Regions from separate parts of the Homo sapiens genome. Here region 2 is linked to region 1. Evidence: read pairs that join two places in POLR2A ChIA-PET (ENCODE). Cell type or tissue: GM12878. All regions are shown on one strand. Links, peaks and the distances in the headings refer to the core of each region. The heading gives the core; the rest is flanking DNA. Region 1 overlaps HADH (hydroxyacyl-CoA dehydrogenase). Region 2 overlaps LEF1 (lymphoid enhancer binding factor 1).

What was found. ChIA-PET counts read pairs that join two places held together with the same protein. Peaks named below come from ENCODE experiments on the same cell type or tissue, not always from the same donor. Only the 100,000 strongest peaks of a DNase experiment are listed, where the experiment ranks them.
Region 2: POLR2A ChIA-PET joins it to region 1 with 7 read pairs; 3 of 35 experiments call an interaction of 5 or more read pairs at or near these places.

What each region holds. Positions count from the first base shown.
Region 1 is chr4:107,998,294-108,003,679 of GRCh38, reverse strand. The region is part of intron 1 of HADH (hydroxyacyl-CoA dehydrogenase); the gene reads right to left. Among named protein-coding and RNA genes, the nearest start is that of HADH, 11 kb to the right of the region's middle. In GM12878, for the core only: no CTCF peak of the experiment used is centred there; no DNase peak of the experiment used is centred there.
Region 2 is chr4:108,105,011-108,110,396 of GRCh38, reverse strand. All of the region lies in intron 3 of LEF1 (lymphoid enhancer binding factor 1), which reads left to right. Among named protein-coding and RNA genes, the nearest start is that of LEF1-AS1, 60 kb to the left of the region's middle. In GM12878, for the core only: no CTCF peak of the experiment used is centred there; a DNase peak (open chromatin) is centred at 2,171; H3K4me3 peaks cover 223 bases.

The DNA of each region.
Region 1 (5,386 bases), core at 101-5,100:
AGTTTTCATTTTCAAGTTTTCCCTTCTGTGTCCTTCTATTTTTTTACAAACGGGCTGGGATCCTGCTCCATATAAAAAGGGAGGAAGAAAAGGATCCTCCTTAATCACCTGAGGCTGGCCTTTGCTTTACCACCAAAGTCTTTAAATTACTTGGTGGCATGGTGATATGTGGAGAAACAAGCCTATAGTTGGAGTTCCTGGGTTTAAAACCTGGCTATGATTTGAATGTGTCCTCTTCAAAAGTCAGGCACTGCCAATATGATAGTATTGAGAGGTGCGGCCTTTAAGAGGAGATTAGGCCATGAGGGCTCCTCCCTCATGAATGGGATTAAAGGTTTTTATAAAAGGACTTGACGGAGAAAGTTCGTCTAGCTTTCTTCCACCTTCTGCCATGTGCAGACAGCCTTCTTCCCCCAGCAAGACACAACGAGTAGGTCTGCACCAGACACCAAAGCTGGTACCTTGATCTTGGACTTCCCAGCCTCCAGAACTATGAGAAAATAAATTTCTGTTCTTTATAAATTACCCAGTCTCAGGTATTCTGTTAATAGCAGCAAAAAAAAAAAAAAAAAAAGACTAAGACACTGATTTAGCCACTCACTCACTGTGTGACTTTGGGTGAGCTACGAAGCCTCTATGTCTTGGTTTCCTGATCTGTCATAAAGGTTAGTAACAAAGGTACCCACCTCATAAAACTGTTGTGAGGATTAAAGAAGTTAATGTGTTTAACATGCTTAGACCAGTGCCAGGCATGTGAAGGTGCACAAAGCTTGTTAGCTGCTATTTTATTCACTACACTTGGTGCTTCTACTTTCTCCTGAGCCATTAAATTCCTAAACTCTAGTAATATGGCTTATTTCAGTCTGTTAGTGCTGCTATAACAAAATACCAAAGACTGGGTAATGTATAAACAACAGAGATCAAGATCATCAGCATGTTCAGTGTCTGGTGAGGGCTGTTCTCTGCTTCCAAGATGGTGCCTTGCTGCTGCATGCTCTGGAGCAAAGGTCCCCAACCTTTTTTGGCACCAGGAAGACATGGGAGACAATTTCACGGAAGACAATTTTTCTACCGTCTTGCAGGGAAGAGGGGATGGTTTAGGGATGATTCAAGTGCATTACATTGATTGTGCACTTTATTTCTATTATTATTACATTGTAATATATAATGAAATAATTATACATCTCACCACAATACAGAATTAGTGGGAGCTCTGAGCTTGTTCTGCTGCATCTAGATGGTGCCATGTGGGGATAATGGGAGACAGTGACAGATCATCAGGCATTAGATTCTCACAAGGACACGAAACCTAGATCCCTCACATGCACAGTTCACAATAGGATTCATGCTCCTATGAGAATCTAATGCAACTCTTGATCCAACAGGAGGCAGAGCTCAGGTAGCAATGCAAGTGATGGGGAGCAGCTGTAAATACAAATGAAGTCTTGCTAGCTGCTCACATCCTTCTATGTGGCCCGGTTCCTAATGGGCCACGGACCAGAAGTTGGGGACCCCTGCTCTGGAGGGGACGAGCACTGTGTCCTCATATGGCAGAAGGGAGAAGAGGCAAAGTTGGTCTCTCAAGCCCCTTTAAATGGCACTAAGCTGTTCATGAATACAGAACCCTCATGACCTAATCACCTCCTAAAGGCCTTATCTCTTAATACTGCTGCACTGGGGATTCAGCTTCGACATAAATTTTGGAGGGAACACAAACATTCCTATCAGAGTAGCTTCTTCCACCACCACTGCTGCATGAAATTAGATACAGTTGGTCCCCCCTTTATCTGTGGTTTTACTTTCTGTAGTTTCAGTTACCAACAGTCAACTATGGTCCAAAAATATTAAATGGGAAATTATAGAAATAAATGATGCATGTTTTAAATTGCATGTCATTCTGAGTAGTGTGATGCAATCTTGAATTGTCCTGTCTGGGAGGAGACTCATCCCTTGGTCCAGCATATCCACACTGTATACTACCCAATCCATTAGTCACTTGGTAGTTGACTGGGTTATCAGATCAAAAAGACATAGTATGTATAGGATTTGGTACTATCTGCAGTTTCACGCATCCACTGAGGGTCTAGGAATGTACTCCCTCCCCTCGTAAGGGGGGACTACTGTAACTTATCAATGGTCTACTAAATTGCTAAAGTCAATGCCTGTTCTTTGGCTTCATCTTCTACAACAGCTCTGTACATTGCCAATAAAAGTTTCATTTTTGAAACTCTTCAGTTTCTTATCTGTCTGTTCCTTTTAGCCATATTAATTGACCTCTCTTGATCTTCTAAGCCTATAAACAAGGACTTCCTTCAAGGTTCTGTTTCCAATATAATTTCCTTCTGAAATTCCAATCGTTCTCATACTTCCAACTGTGCCTGAAACCAAAATAATCTATCTAAGCTGCAGTTATCACCTTGACCCTAAAATCAATTCTCCTTGGCCTTCATTACTGGTACCACTATTCTGTAGGTCACCATTTTCTGGACAACACTTTTTCCTTAATCCCAACCATTAACTGCTGTCCAGAAATGTTCTATCCATTATTCAGGCCCATTTCAAATGCTACCCTCTCCATGAAGCCTTTTTCCAAATGAATGTACTTTCTATTTTGAAACCTCAGAACTAGATTTTTACTGCTCTTATTGTACTACTTTACACCAAAGTAAACTGTGTCATTTAGATCTCTGTCTAATCTCTGCTCTTAGATTTAAAATCCCTTAATGGCAGAAATTGATTTGGTCTTTGTAGCCCTTAGTACTTATCACATGCCTTGAATATGATAGCTGGTCAATAACTGCTAAATAACAAATGCTTTGGACGGTAGTAACCCGATTCTGTAGTCTTCCCCAGCCACACCACACGTCTCCCTCCTCTGTGCTATCTCATGGCTCTGTGCCCTTGTTCATGTGGTTTCCTCTGCCATACATGTCCGGCTCCCTCATTGCTGCTTCATGGACTTCAACTTACCCTTCATAATCTAACATGGACACCATCTCTCCTTTAGTGAAACTTCTCCCAACCCTTAGTAGAGGTAATCACTTCTTTTGTGCCTCTAGTGATTTGCAGATACAGCAGATCTTTTGTGCAGGAATTCAAATACTGAAAGAAAATAACTGGGTGTGGCGCTGGTGTGAACCACCAATGGCTGCTCAGTTATGTAATGGCAGCCCAGTCCCCAGGATGTGAACAGAACAGAGAAATAAAAACTTAACTGGTTATAGACTATTTCATGTCATAAGAATCTCACCGATTTCAGAATAAAAGTTATTAACCAACCAGAGCATAGGAGAAATCCCAGATGTGAAAGATGAATGATACACTTGAAATAGAAAAGCTAACCATACCAACCTTTTCTTCTTTAAAAAACTGATATGTAATAGCTGTACATACTTTTGGGGTACATGTGACATTTTGATACCTGCCTAAAATGTGTAATGATCAAATCAGGGTAACTGGGATATCCAACACCCTAAACACTTATCTTCTCTTTGCCAACACCAACTTTAGATGATGAAATCAAGATAGTACGGAGAGACCTTTCAAAAGTGCTGTTGCATCATCCACTTCAGGTTGTCAAGCTGCTGTTACCACAAATCCCAATATAGGGTGCTTAGGAACACTCCTATCTACAGGCCAATGAGAATTTCCAGTAAATACAAATTTCACAAACATACAGGCAGTACAATGTATACATATATCTTTTAACATAAGCTTTTTTAATGTCCCTTTTTCCTTAGCATAAGATATATATACACACTATATGTCATATCACATCTTAAGTATTTAAAAACCATACTTTAAGGTAAGGTATGTAAACTATTATAACTTTCATCTGTTTCAGATCAAATCCCAGATATGACAGGTAGGCTGTCTGTGCCTTCATTACAATTAGTTGTTCATACCTGTATTTCTTCCACTAGACAGTAGGTTTCTCAAGAGCAGCAATCACATCTTACTTTTTACCTGGCCTGATGTCTAGCACAAGGGAGATATTTCATACTCATGAAATGAACACTTGAATGACAGAGCTATTTTTTCATAAGTCTCAATTTGTAAATTATTTTAGAAATAAGTTCTCAAGAAGTCATGACTGGTTTTGTTGCTAGAAACCTTTATGATAAACTTTGTGTAAGCATCAAGTTACTTTAAAATTATGAGAAGTCACGTTATTAGTTTGAAAAGGATAGTAAGGAAAAAAAAGGAGCTAATAGCCAGAGTCTAGTCAATTACCAAGTGGAAAAAATGCCACTAAAGTCTCTCTCTGTTATTTTGGTGAGCAGATTAACTGCTTTCTAGTACTGGTGGTTGTGACGCTAGGTAAAAGGGGAAATGTAGGGCAGTTGCTATGCGTTGCCCAATGCAAGATCAATATTCTTTAAGTGGTATCCAGCCCTGTGATTTCAAAATGGATGTGTGCTTAATTCACTCCAACATGTGAATGTGTCTTATACCTTTCATCCAAGAGGCTGTAAGGCTAGAGGCATGCCAACCCTGTGTCTGTGCCTGTCTGTGAGGGGCACATGTGTGAATCAGGTCAGAGATGGCCACAGACACATAAGCTCACTGCTCTCCAACACAGGTTTCTTCTCTATCACAGAAGGGAAACTAACACACCTAGCTTCTCAACTACTTTAAGAGATTGGCGAAAGCATTTATTGTTCAGGCTTATTAGCTACAGATAATCAGGATCATCAATTTTGAGAGGAGGAAGACAACCCAGAGATCATTCAGTGTGGCGGCTCTCAAATGTTTTAGCCATGAACACCTTTTTCCATAAGAATGCATATTGAAGACCAATATGTACAACAAAGGTCAGAGAAGGAATCTTTACCAACCTTTCGGGAACCATGAAGGAGATTCATGAAATCTCTAATGTCCATCACAGTATAATGTTAAAAACCTCTGATCTCATACCCATTAGGATGGCTATTACTAAGAAAAAAAAACAAAAAAACAAAAAGAACACAACTATTGCCTCATGCATGACAGTCTTAACACCACCACAAGGCCAGTAGCTCCCTACATCTGCCTCTCAACTCCAGCCCTTCTCTTGGCCTCACCTTCTCCCCAACTTCACCTATTAACTAAGCCTAAAAATCAGCCGGGCGCGGTAGCTCACACTTGCAATCCCAGGACTTTGGGAGGCTAAGGCGGGCAGATCATGAGGTCGGGAGTTAGAGACCAGCCTGACCAACATGGTGAAACCCTGTCTCTACTAAAAATACAAAAATTAGCCAGGCATGGTGGTGCACGCCTGCAATGCCAGCTCCTCAGGAGGCTGAGGCAGAAGAATTGCTTGAACCTGGGAGGTGGACACTGCAGTGAGCCAAGATCACGCCTCTGCACTCTAGCCTGGGTGATAGAGAGAGACTCTGTCTCAAAA
Region 2 (5,386 bases), core at 251-5,250, 110 kb before region 1:
TAGGGGCGTAGTAAGGCTATTAAGTTGTAGAGATAGTAAATGCCTGCAATGTATCATGTTTGAGAAAAATTCTGACTTCAGAGAAACAAGAATAGTGAAACTTGTTAATTTTAGAAAGTGAAAACATGCTCTATAAGGAAATGGTTTATAATACTTAGTGACCCCTGCTGCTGTACTCAAAATAGGAAAGGCAGAAACATTTAACAGTTAAGTATTGTTTGGAGAATGTTAATTTTCTACTTGGAAAACTGTTTGCCAACAATGCCACCTGCCATTCTTCTGCATCTCCCCTCCTACTGGAGGCTTCGTGCTCTTGCTGAAGAGAACAGTTCTAATACAAATCCTCATTACTTTCCCTTTCACACCTTTCCCCCACTAGACTTTAAAAGTGATAATTGCTTGAAATACTGGGAGAAACTAATTTGTATTGGTAAAGCTCCCGTGAACTTCAAACAAATCTGTGTTCTCTAATGGTGACTTCTTTTTAATTATGAGGCTGGGCAGGTGTGTATTTTGTAGACCTGCTGTGCCTGCCCCCCTTCCCCAAGAGCCTCCCATCTCAGCCTGGGACACTTGATGATGGAAAATAACTTCTCTGGATTAAAAAAACCATCTCTATGTATACAGTAAGAGGCCATAGTTTAGAACCTGAGGGAATGTCTTATTCAGTACCCTGAATGTTTTGCCTTCTGTTTTCTAGATTAAAACTTACATTAGATGGGAGTGGTAATATCTAGTGCCTATTGGTCACCATTCTAAGCACTTCACATGTTTTGTTTTAACACTTACATAGTACTTGCTATGTGCCAGATGCTGTTCTAAGTGGTTTGCAAATATTAATGCATGTCCTGCTCATACAGTCCTTCAAGGGTCACTCTGTTCTTAATACCATTTTACAAATGAGGAAAAACTAGGCACATGGAGATGGAGAGACTTACCAAAGATCACCCAGTTGGTAAGTGACAGAAGTGATATTCAAACCCAGGCAGTCTGTCTCTGGAGTTCATGCTTAATCACCTTCCATACTGGAAAACAACTTGTCCCTTTTTCATTTTTAGAGGCCTTTCTAGGTGATTACAGCCTCCAGCAAGTCAACAGCGTTTAGCTTCTGTCTGTTAATAATTGAAATGAATTGAGCGCCGAGGAAGTGCTCAGGCTAAAAACACTGAGACGTAATAGTTGATGGCCTTACAAGGAGTGGATTTCTCTTCTTTCCTCCAATTTAATTAGTTCTGCACAGGGGCTAACTGAAATATGCCTAAAGATTGCATGCCCACAGCAGATAAGTAGCTTCTAGCAGATTTAACAAATTACCCTTTGTCTGCCAAGCTCCTTTGTTATCAAAACTACATCCCTAGGTAGAAATGTTAAGTTTTTGCACATCAAAGTTTGCATGCTAAGCTGGGGACACTGGAGAGACCTATTGAATTTGATCCTTGGTCTGGTTCCAATCCTGTATTCCTGGTTGCAGATACAAAATGAAATACACACATAAGTCAACTCTATTTGTACGATCTTCAGTCCAGATCTTTTTAATGTAATTAAGAGGGTAAGAGTATGAAGGAGGAGAGAGAAACTTGCAGCTCAACAGGAAGAGCTCGTTTGCTTGTTTTCTGTTTATTTTTTATCCTAATATTTAACTGCTAATCCTAACGCAGTGCATGTGTATCTTATAAATAAAGAAACTGAGAAGTTAGTGATTTGTATTGGTTTCTTGAGTGATCCTGTTTACCACATGGAAAAGTCTGGTGAGATGAACAAGTGGGACTGCAGCACTTGCATGTTTCTCCTGACAGTGTGGCTGCTCTTATTTTGATGGAAGTATCCCCAGTTCCAAGACCACTGGACATCTCCCACATTTTAATATAATTTATTTTATACATACAGAAGGAGAACAGCATCTTTATGTCATGCTTTAGGTTGGATAGGAAAAATCAAGTCCAGAAAAATATTATTAGCGCTGCATCTCTTAACCAGGTCAGGTTGCAAGGAGAAAGGGTATACTACGAGTGAGTCAAATCTAGAAGAAGCTGAAAGTAAGAAAGAGGTGCTATGACAAACTGATTGCAGATAAGATGATGATAATCTAAGACCTTTTTTTATTACCAGCACAATGTTAGGCTTGTTACAAAACAGTCATCTCTTGCAAAGCACCTGAAGGTTGATGTGGAAAGTCTGAGCAACTGGAAAGGAAACCTCAAAGTCGAAGCACACTGTTAAAAGCTGTGTATCAAGGTTGAGGTCCTTTGTAACTATACACTTTCCAGAGTGATTGAATAGATGGTTGGGTCTCATCGAAACTTGCATCTCTCTCTTGAATTAAAGCGAAGACCAGCCTCACTTTGTAGCTTGCTTTGCTTTTCCCTGTCCCTGCCCAGGAGACCTGTCCCTTTCTAGCCCGCTTTAGCACTGTGGATGTCTGACTCTGAATTGAATTGTGAGAGCTGTGCTTTCTGGGGATCTCCTAGCTGTAAGCATCTAGAAGATCAGTATAAGCATCTTCATGTGGTAATTGTCCTTTTGAGTTATGTGCCTGTAGTAGGTTTTCTGTCTGTTGTTCTTTCTCTTATCAGTAACGGGGAAAATGGCAGTGAGAAGCAGCATGTTGGGGGGCGGGGGTGAAGAGTGAAATTGGACTGTTAGACTCCATGATAGTCAAAGGACATAACATCCTATTTTACTGTCCTTCAGAAGAGCTAAAATGTTCTCAGAGAGTGACAAAAAGATGATAGTTACTTCCTTGACAGCAACATAGGGAGAAACTTTATGAAAAGCTAGAAAATTTATATGCATCTGACTTCAGTGACTATCCAAAATAAATTTCAAAGTATACAATTTTTTTTTTTACAAGACAGCTCAAGTAGCACCACCATTTCCCTTTAAAAAAAATAAAATAAGCCTTTTCCCTGATTGTAAGGATTATGCACAATATTCTAGATAAAAATTTTGGAAAGCATAAGAGACGAAAATTACCTATAGTCTCACAAGTTAATATTGTGGTTTACATTTCAGTGCATATACTTCTGGTCTTTTTTTCTCTTTGTAGACTTTCTACGAAATTTCATATTTTTCCCAGAAGTCAGGCTGCTAGATCTGTGTGATCTTTACCAAAAAAAGAAAAAAAAAAAAACACCTTTCTCTGTCTCTCTGCTTATAAATTCTATCAAGTTTGCCTGCAAAGGTCATTGACCTCAGCTCTTCTTCCGAGGCATGGGTCCATATATTCGTGCAGAATAAAACCAATAAAAGTCATAATGAGGGGCAGAGAGAGTGGATTGTTTAAAGGCTCACTCCTTTCGAGCAAGATCAATGAGTCTTTTTATCTTAAGAGGCATGTGAGATGTGGGGTTTTTTTGTATTTTCCAATCATGCACAAGTGACCAGCCAGCTGTTGGACTCTGGGTGACAATGCTTGTATCTGACCTGCTGTCTGATTTTTTCTCATTCTTCTGTCACTACCCATTTTTCAACCTGTGTCCGCCTCCATGCAGATGGGTTTCCTCTCTCTGTGCACTCACAGAAGTAGAAAAGGAATGTAAATATGTGTAAACTCCCCTTCATTGGTGAGTGTTTTTAGATGACCATGTAATGTCACTTTTTCTTGCATATTTTTGACCAACTTGACTGGGTTTTGGAAAAATAATTTGTATTTCTCCCACTGATCTTTGCAACTCATCCAGGATAGGTAGTCTTCTGGAGCTATGGGATGGCTCGGAACCAGAAGTTGAGCTTTAGAGTCTAGTGCTGGCTCTACCACTTTGCAGCCCGATGACCTCATACAAGTCACTTTATAACTTGTGTTGCATGAAACGACAACAAAAGTACCCTAATGTGTGTACATCAGTGCACCATATTGTCGCTGGCTTGCTTCCACTGGACACTGAAAATGAAGCCCATCATCTTTCCTCATCCTGCCTGCCTGCCCCATCCTAGTCCGTAAAGGCAGCCTCAATCTTGAAAACCTGGAAGCCTCTTTCTCCTGGCCTTTCCCCTTCACCCGGCACACCCAGGCTGTTACTGTCTTCTTCCCTTCCTTATTACCTCCTGCCTGGAGTTTCATCTCCTAATGGCTGGTTTTGTTCTTAACATTACACATTATAGGTGTTTGCATATATGTCTTACCTCCTTGAGTAGATACTAAGTTTCTTGGGAATAGTGATGAGATTTTACTTATCTTTGTCTCCTTGTCATGCTTCCTTGGGATAGCACCTTAACATGGTAGGCATTTATTTACTTAAGTACTTTTTGAGTTGGATAGGTGAAATTGACTGATCAGACCGTTGATCTCCCTGAGCCATATCTGGGCTCACCTCTGAGCATTTGTGACTGGGTCTGGTAGTAGCTTTGTATCCCAGGTGGGGCACTGGATTCGGGGTGGCAACATTTGGAGCCCGACTGCAGACCCAGCTGCCTGACTTGTCTGAATATCACTTTCGTCATTGACTGACTGAGGGTGGTTAGAATTTATTGAACGCTTAGGCTCCTTCAGCTCTGGAATTCTACATTAATAAACTGCTTTGCACTTGATTACTTTGAAGTGGAAGTTTCCCCCCTTTCTTTATAAGGTAAATGAATATTTCATCTCAAGCCCAGGAGTCACTTTGCACATATCCTGTGATGGGAGGCTAATGAAAGCTTTGATAGAGACCTTAAATTGGGAGAGATGGGATCATATCCATTGCTCTATCATAAGAATTTCACCAGGTCTATAGAGAAACGAGATAGAAGACTTAAAATTTTCATTCATAGCTGTACAACTCATGATTTGAAACATTATTAAAATTAATTTTGAAAACACTTGGGAAAATGGAGATGTTTGAGGTAAAAACAATTTTTGAAATTCAAAGAGTGGCTTTTAACCTTTTCATTAGAACCCTAGTAGTCTTCTTAAGGAGTGGATATTAAAAGCGGGTTCAGGCTGGGCGTGGAGGCTCACACCTGTAATCCCATCACTTTGAGAGGCTGAGGCGGGCAGATCACCTGCTGTCAGGAGTTCGAGACCAGCCTGGCCAACATAGTGAAACTCCGTCTCTACTAAAAATACAAAAATTAGCCGGGTGTGGTGGCACACGTCTGTAGTCCCAGCTACTCAGGAGGCTGAGGCAGGAGAATTGCTGGAACCCGGGAGGCAGAGGTTGTGGTGAGCCAAGATTGTGCCACTGCACTCCAGCCTGGGCAACAGAGCAAGACTCCATCTCAAAAAAAAAAAAAAAAAGTGGATTCTTCATGCAATTTTAAGTTTAAAAAAAGCAGTGTTTTTAAATGTAGGAAAAACGTAAACCCATAGTATTAAGCTCTGAGGGTTAAATATGTATCGTTTCCAGGTTATTGATGAAGACTAACTGGGCCTGATGACAGAGACTTTTGCTCATGCCTGTGATTTTAG